Linked DNA regions of Homo sapiens: region 2 is linked to region 1. The links are chromatin contacts, found by Hi-C or POLR2A ChIA-PET in ENCODE. All regions are on one chromosome and are shown on one strand. The core of a region is the stretch at or near the end of the contact, and the rest is flanking DNA. Distances in the headings are between cores, read along the strand shown.

Region 1 (3,871 bases), core at 240-2,739:
AGAAGCTGGTGGATGAAAAGACGATTTTAGAGACATCCTTTCATCAGCATCGAGAGAGGGCAGAGCAGCTAAGTCAAGAAAATGAGAAGCTGATGAATCTTTTACAAGAGCGAGTAAAGAATGAAGAGCCCACCACTCAGGAAGGAAAAATTATTGAACTGGAGCAGAAGTGCACAGGTATTCTTGAACAGGGCCGCTTTGAAAGAGAGAAGCTACTCAACATTCAGCAGCAGTTGACCTGTAGCTTGCGGAAGGTTGAGGAAGAAAACCAAGGAGCTTTAGAAATGATTAAACGTCTGAAGGAAGAAAATGAAAAACTGAATGAGTTTCTAGAACTGGAACGGCATAATAATAACATGATGGCCAAAACTTTGGAAGAGTGTAGAGTTACCTTGGAAGGGCTAAAAATGGAGAATGGATCTTTGAAGTCTCATTTGCAGGGTGAGAAGCAGAAAGCCACAGAGGCCAGTGCTGTGGAGCAGACGGCAGAGAGCTGCGAAGTTCAAGAAATGTTGAAAGTAGCCCGAGCAGAGAAAGATCTACTGGAACTGTCTTGCAATGAGCTCAGACAAGAATTACTAAAGGCAAACGGTGAAATTAAACATGTTTCCAGTCTGCTGGCCAAGGTGAGAAGAGACAGCTCTTTACTGGTATTTGCTCATCCTTGTTCACATTTCTGCCCTTAACCTCTAAATTCACAGAGCACAGAGAAGCATTTGCTTAGTCTGTTTCATTCACGAAGCCAGCATTCCAGCTTGAAGGCCTGTTAGATTGCACACAGGTTGGGATTGGGGGATACAAAAAGGAAACACCCAAATTTCTGATTATGGGCGGTTCAAAATGTGGGGATGTAGAGTCAAATCAGAGTATGATGCAGTGATAAAAGAATATCATACAGCCTATGCCCAGGCTCTAGTCTAGTGCAAAGGAGGGGCATCTGGTGTAACGTGGGGGTTGGGCGTAGCACAGAAGGACTTCCTGGAAGAAATAGCAACTGAGCTGAGTTCTGAAGATTGAGTGGGAGTTTGCCAGTCTGTCAGCATGCTTTTAGCTGCCAGTAACAGAAAATGAAATCACTCCCAATTTTCAACTAAAATATTACCACTATTTTGGTGTTTTCTTCCAGATATATGTGTGTGTATGTGTATCATACAAGTTACACAAATTTATAATCATCCTGTACATGTTATTAACTTTTTTTGCATTTGACATTTTAGAAATATTAAAACTTTTCTCAGCATATTCCTATCATTAAATATTCATTTAAACATTATTTTAAAGGCCAGATACTATTTTAATATAAATATTTCATATTTACCCTGTTGTTGAACATACATGTATTGTCAAACATTTGTGGTCTTTCCAGTCTTTCAATATTATAAATACTTTTTTATATCTATCTTACTGTTTATTTAGGAAAAATTCCTAGACGATGACTTACCGAGTCAAAGAGTATAAACATTTTAAAGACTTTCAACACATTCAGCCAGATTGCCCTTCAGAAATATTATGCCAGTTTATTCATCCTAGCGGTCATGAGATCATGAGCTTTCCTGAGCCTTTGCCAGCACTTGGTATTACATTGTTATATCATTTAAATCTGTTAATCATTTCATTTTTTTAACCTTTTTTGCTTGGGAAGATCTTCCATAGCCCAAGAGCAAATAACTTTTCTCAACACTTTAATCAGCCTGTAATTTTGTTTTTGATGCAAGAATTGTGGTGATTTTATGATATTCTGCCCACCTCCCAGAGCAGTGCTGGAGAGGTGCAGAGAGATGGCCTCCTATTTCTTGTTCCCTCCAAGTTCTGGGTCTGATTTAGGGATCTACTGGCAAGAGAGATTCAAAACATCTTCCTACCTTAGTTTAGGGGTTGTCATTGTTTCAAGGAGCAAATTATGCCATGAGCTCTCAGGGAGATTTTTCTCCACTGCTTCGTCTGTCTTAAGATGAGTCTGTTGCAGCCTGATTCTGCAATTTGGCCATCTGATGAGCTTAGTGGTGGGTCATGTTAAGGAGTTTCTCTCTTTGTCTGTATTCTAAATTTGTAGGTATTTTATTGAAAGTACGGAAGTAATTCCATTAGAGGTTACTAGTCAGGCTTGGCATTGGGTTTTAATATCTTGTGGAGTAAGATTATTCTTTTTTTACTTTAAGATTACTCACTACTCTCTGGCAAAATGTTTTATCTCCCATGTGCACCTTCTTGAAGTTCTTTATCAGTCCCTCTGTGTTTTTGGTAGTTTGGCATTACATTAAATGTGCATATCAGTGAGAAATAATTTGACATCTTAAAAATAGCTTATTTTTTTCTGATCATAAAATATTTTTATTACAGACGATTTAAAAAGTACAGAAAAGTATAAAAAAGAAAAGTATTACCTTTAATTTCACCACTTGGAGAAAAACTGCTAACCTTTTGCTGTATGTCCTTTCAGGCCTTTTCTCAGTTTATACATGTTTGAGCATGCATAAAAACTTGCATTGATATGATTATGATATTTTGTCTTCCTATCCAGAAGAGTAGAGTATGTCTGTCCACATTCCATTACAAAGAATCAGTTGGATTAGTTTATCTATTCCACTATTAATCTGTTTCTGATTAACTTGTTTCTACTTTTATCTTTATTAATTTTTTTGTCTTATTTTTTGTACATTTTGGTTTCTTGACTAAAATTCTTTGTTCATTTAACTTTTTTTTATCCTTGGTTGATAATGAAAGCATTTAAAGTTATAGCTTTGGTAAATAGAGGCAATAAAATCTGGAATCTTCTGGAATAAACTAAATGTAATTTAAAGGAAAGTGTGCATTTTCTGTAGAGTGCAAGGCACAACATATATGTTTAAAATCAAACTGTTATTATTCATGTATCCTACATCTTACTGCATGCTAACTAGAAGTATCAAATACTGATAGTAAGAAGGGAAAGGTCCTAGCTAGTATTTTTAGGTGAGAGTTTGAGGTAAAGATGGGGGCATGCTATCACATAGGGTTTCTTGTATATCTATCAAGACCCTAGGTTTGTGATTTTGTGCTGTCTTATGTGCACAGAGACTGATTTGTAATTGCAGTGGACTTGTAACATACTAATCTTCCTACCCTTTTACATTACTGTAGAAAAAGCAAAACATAGACCTCCTAAATGGACTAATACTGATTGTATCTCTACCACAGACTATCAAGTAATCTGCCAACAACCATGAATTTAAATGATAATACTTAAGAGACTCATGTCCAAAGGATAACAGGAGAAGTTTTAGCACAAAACTATGATGAAGGGTCTAACATGCTGGACTGGGTCCTCTTGACTTACCCAGTGAGCAATGATGTGACCTTGGGCAGGCCCCTTTACATTGTGCAATGTCGAATAGAAGCGTGACGGTGGATGGATCCTGGTCTCGTATCTAATTCCAAGGGAAGCATTTAACATTTAATTATGATGTATGTTTTTTGTAGGCATTTGGTACATACCTTTTATTATGTTATGCAAGTATTTGCTAAGAGGTGTTTTGTTTGGTGGTTTATTTTTAGAGACAGGTTCTCGTTTTGTCACTTAGGCTGGAGTGTAGTGGCGATTATAGCTCACTGCAGCCTTGAACTCCTGGGCTCAAGCAATCCTCCCACCTCAGCCTTTCTGGGTAGCTGGGACTGCAGCCAGGCACCACCATGCCTGACTACTTGGCTTGTTTTTAAAGGATGAGGATTGAATTTTTTCTACAGCTAATGACGTGATCTGATAGTTTTTATGTAATCAAGTTTTTTTCTCCTCTAACTTGTTAGTGAGGCAAGTTATAACAACAGATTTTCTAAGGTGCTCTAGTGTAAAATCATGCTTGCATTCCTGGGGTAAATCCTAATTCTTCAGTTT
Region 2 (3,686 bases), core at 675-3,174, 1.1 Mb after region 1:
AGGCCAGGAGTTTGAGACCAACCTGGCCAAACCATGGCAAAACCCCGTCTCTTCTAAAAGTACAAAAAATAGCTGGGCATGATGGCATATGCCTGTAGTCCCAGCTATTCAGGGGGCTGAGGCACAAGAATCACTTAAACCCGGGAGGCGTAGGTTGCAGTAAGCAGAGATGGCACCACTCCAATCCAGCCTGGGTGACAGAGCAAGACTCTGTCTTAAAAAATAAATAAATAAATAATAAGTAAACAAACAAATAAATAAATGCCAACTGATTTTAAAACACAGGTAGGTGTGTCTGCTGCTAACTTAGATGGTCGGGAGAGTGAGAGAGAGAGAGAGGCAGAGAGACAGGGAGGGAGAGGGGTACTCTGGCAAATGGGAAACCCTTGCTAGGTCCAGGCAAAGGCCATGTACAGATTCACCCACGATTCTGGCTGTTTGTTTGGAGGTGTTAATTTTTTCAAAATAAGAAAATTGCTCAGGCTGGGTGCGGTGGCTTATGCCTGTAATCCCAGCACTTTGGGAGGCTGAGGCGGGTGGATCACAAGGTCAGGAGTTCGAGACCGGCTTGGCCAATATGGTGAAACTTCATCTCTACTAAAAATGCAAAAATTAGTTGGGCATGGTGGCAGGCGCCTGTAGTCCCTGCTACTTGGGAGGCTGAGGCAGGAGAATCACTTGAACCCGGGAGGGGAAGGTTGCAGTGAGCCAAGATCGCTCCACTGCGCTCCAGTCTGGGCGACAGAGCAAGACTCTCTCTGAAGGGAAAAAAAAAAAAAAAAGAGCAAATTGCTCACTCTGAAAGAGATAAAACTAAATGTAACATCTGAATCTTGGCTAGCTCTTAGTTTGAAACAAAAAGTCCAGCCATAAAAGACATTTTGGGGACAACTGGGTAACTTGAATGTGGACTGTGTGTTAGATATCTGTGGAATTACAGTGTTTTTTGCAGTGAGGTAAGCGTATCATGGTCTTGTAGAACGGCCGCCTTCTCAGGGAGTGCATGCTGATGGACTAGGGGCAAAAGGTCACAAAGTCAAAAACTTACTTTCTTTTTTTTGTTTAAATGATTTTTAGATAAAGATCGAGGAGTCAGAGGAGGCCTTGCTATGTTGCCCAGGCTGGTTTCGAACTTCTGGCCTCAAGTGATCCTCCTGCCTTGGCCTCCTAAAGCATTGGGATTACATACGTGAACCACTGCTTCTGGCCAGTAACTTACTTTCAAATGATTCAGGGCCAGGTGTGGTACCTCACACCTGTAATCCCAGCACTTTGGGAGGCTGAGGCGGGCCGATCACGAGGTCAGGAGATTGAGACCATCCTGGCTAACACAGTGAAATCCCGTCTCTACTAAAAATACAAAAAATTAGCTGGGCATGGTGGCGGACGCCTGTAGTCCCAGCTACTGGGGAGACTGAGGCAGGAGAATAGCGTGAACTTGGGAGGCGGCGCTTGCAGTGAGCCGAGATCATGCCACTGCACTCCAGCCTGGGCGACAGAGCGAGACCCCATCTCAAAAAAAAAAAGAAAAAAAAAGATTCCGAAAACAGCACATAGCTATGTGTAGAGAGGGGAGTGTGCACGTGGGCAGAGCTGTCAGCACCGGGCAGGTCGCACCAGATGGCAGCTGTGGATTCTGCTTTTGACTTCCTGTGTGCTTAAATTTTACATAATAAAAATTCAGAGGAAAGGGGGGAAAAAGTGACCACAGGGGTGAAACAAAACATATGGGTGCTAGAAATGGCCCCTGGTTTGTGACATGTCATTCAGCCCAATCCTCCCTCAATGCAAGATGGGAAAACTGAGGCCCAGAGGTGGAGGGAGGGTCTCTTCTCAGAGCGGACTTCCCTCCCTAATTCTGTTTTCCTCACACCGCATGCAAGCAGCTGTTTGGGCAGGAGAGGCTGAGGTGACACTTCCTGTCCCTTTGTCTTTTCTCTTCCTGCCAGAGCTCTGTGAGGGTGGTTCTGTTACAGCCCATTTCACAGAGGTGGAAGCTGAGGGCCTGAGAGCAGAAGTTACTTGCCTGAGTCACACATTGAGTTGGGGTGGGAAACTGGTCCCTAGGCCCCCACCTTCCTCCGATCCCTAGATCAAGGGCAATGGCTTTGGATCAGCAGGCCCGGCCTGGCCCCCAGTTTTGCTGTGTGACCTTGGGTGATTCATCTGACCTCTCTGTGCTGCTCCAGGGGTGAGGAGTTAATGAGGTGACCCATGAGAAGGCTCCTGCCCTGCTGCCCTGCACACGATCAATTCTGTCACATATTCCTCTGTCCCTGCAGTCCCTGGAATCTCAGAATCTCCAGCAATTGCCATGGCCCCCGCCCTGCCTTGCTGCTATTTCCCTCCAGCCTCTGTATAGGTTTCTGCGTGTCTCTTCCTGTCAGGGTTTGCCACTAGCCAGGCTTTGGCCCTGAGGGATGGCATAAACTAGTGGAATTTCAGGCAGCAAGAGGCAGAGCGACTGGGGAGATATATGGGACATTCTCACCCCTTGTCTGGAATGTCCTTTTTCCTACACTCCAATTGGCAAACTCCTATTCATCTTCTGAAGCCCAGGTTAAATATCGTCACTCTGAGGAGCTTTCCCCCATCCTCAGCCCAGGTTGGGTCAGTCACCACCCAGTGGCTCCCGCAGTCCCTCTGAGTGCCACCATTATGTGGGTGTGGGTTTTCTTGCTCCATCGCCTGAGAGGGCCTGGGTTTTGCTCATCCCCCTACCCATTTTAAAGAATGGGAAACTGAGACCAGCCTGTAATCATACAGCAAATGCAGGGCAGAGTCCTGAGGGCGAGAGTGCAGGCAAATCCCGGTCTCACCACAGACTCTCTCTCTCCTTGACCTTGGGCCCATCATGTCACCCCCTGAGCCTTAGTTTTCTTGTGTGTAACATGGCAGTAATGGCCCCAAATGCTCACCGTTTTTTCCCTTCATTGAAAGGACTTCTCTGCTCCTCCCTCAGCTTTAATGAAGGATAATTACATACAATAAAATGCAGCCATTTAAGCGCATGGTTTGATGATGTTTGACACATGTATACGGTTGTGTAACCACCACTACAATCATCATACACAACATTTCCTTCACTCCCAAGTTTCCTTCGGGCCCCTTTGCAGTTGATCCCCTCCCCACCCCAGTCCCTTGCCACTACTGATGGCTCTGTGCCACTGTGGTTTTGCTTTTTCCAGAACGTCCTGTGAATGGAATCGTATTGTAGGTAGCCTTTTGAATCTGGCTTTTTTTTTCCGGCGGAATGCATCTGAGCTCCATCTGCACTGTGGCATGTTTTGGGAGTGCATTCCTTTCCTGTCACCGAGTAGTATTGCATTGATGGATATATACCATGTTTTGTTTATCCCTTTCCAAGTTCATAGACAGCTGAGTTCTTGCTAGGTTTTATCTATTATGGAAAAAGCTGTTACTAACCTTTGTGTTCAGGTTTGTGTGTGTGTGTAAACACAGTTATTTCTCTTGGAAGTGAAATAGCTGAGTCCTAAGTAGGTGTATTTAACTTTATAAGAAACTGCCAAACTGTTTTCCAAAGTGATCCTACCATTTCACATTCCCACAGCAATGTATGAGAGTTCCAGTTTCTGCACATCCTCACCAATACTTGCAATTATCTTTTTTTTTTTGAGACAGAGTCTCACTCTGTCACCCAGGCTGGAGTGCAATGGCGCGATCTC

The links. A loop is a pair of places that touch in the nucleus more often than their neighbours do. ChIA-PET counts read pairs that join two places held with the same protein, here RNA polymerase II (POLR2A).
Region 2: a map of posterior vena cava shows a loop between it and region 1 (19-fold over the local background). The contact joins two enhancer-like sites. A Hi-C loop is called at or near these places in 1 of 168 maps with a recorded cell type or tissue (posterior vena cava). POLR2A ChIA-PET finds 5 or more read pairs at or near these places in 1 of 52 experiments (B cell).

What each region holds. Positions count from the first base shown.
Region 1 is chr17:20,205,287-20,209,157 of GRCh38, forward strand. SPECC1 (sperm antigen with calponin homology and coiled-coil domains 1) reads left to right here. Exons shown (of 15, transcript NM_001243439.2): 4 at 1-626. Among named protein-coding and RNA genes, the nearest start is that of SPECC1, 200 kb to the left of the region's middle. Within about 2 kb of position 1,490, at least 3 of the 41 ENCODE cell types and tissues checked have a DNase peak (open chromatin) inside an H3K27ac peak, as active enhancers do.
Region 2 is chr17:21,266,408-21,270,093 of GRCh38, forward strand. No RefSeq gene overlaps it. Among named protein-coding and RNA genes, the nearest start is that of NATD1, 15 kb to the left of the region's middle. RefSeq lists an enhancer at 2,132-2,181. Within about 2 kb of position 1,925, at least 5 of the 41 ENCODE cell types and tissues checked have a DNase peak (open chromatin) inside an H3K27ac peak, as active enhancers do.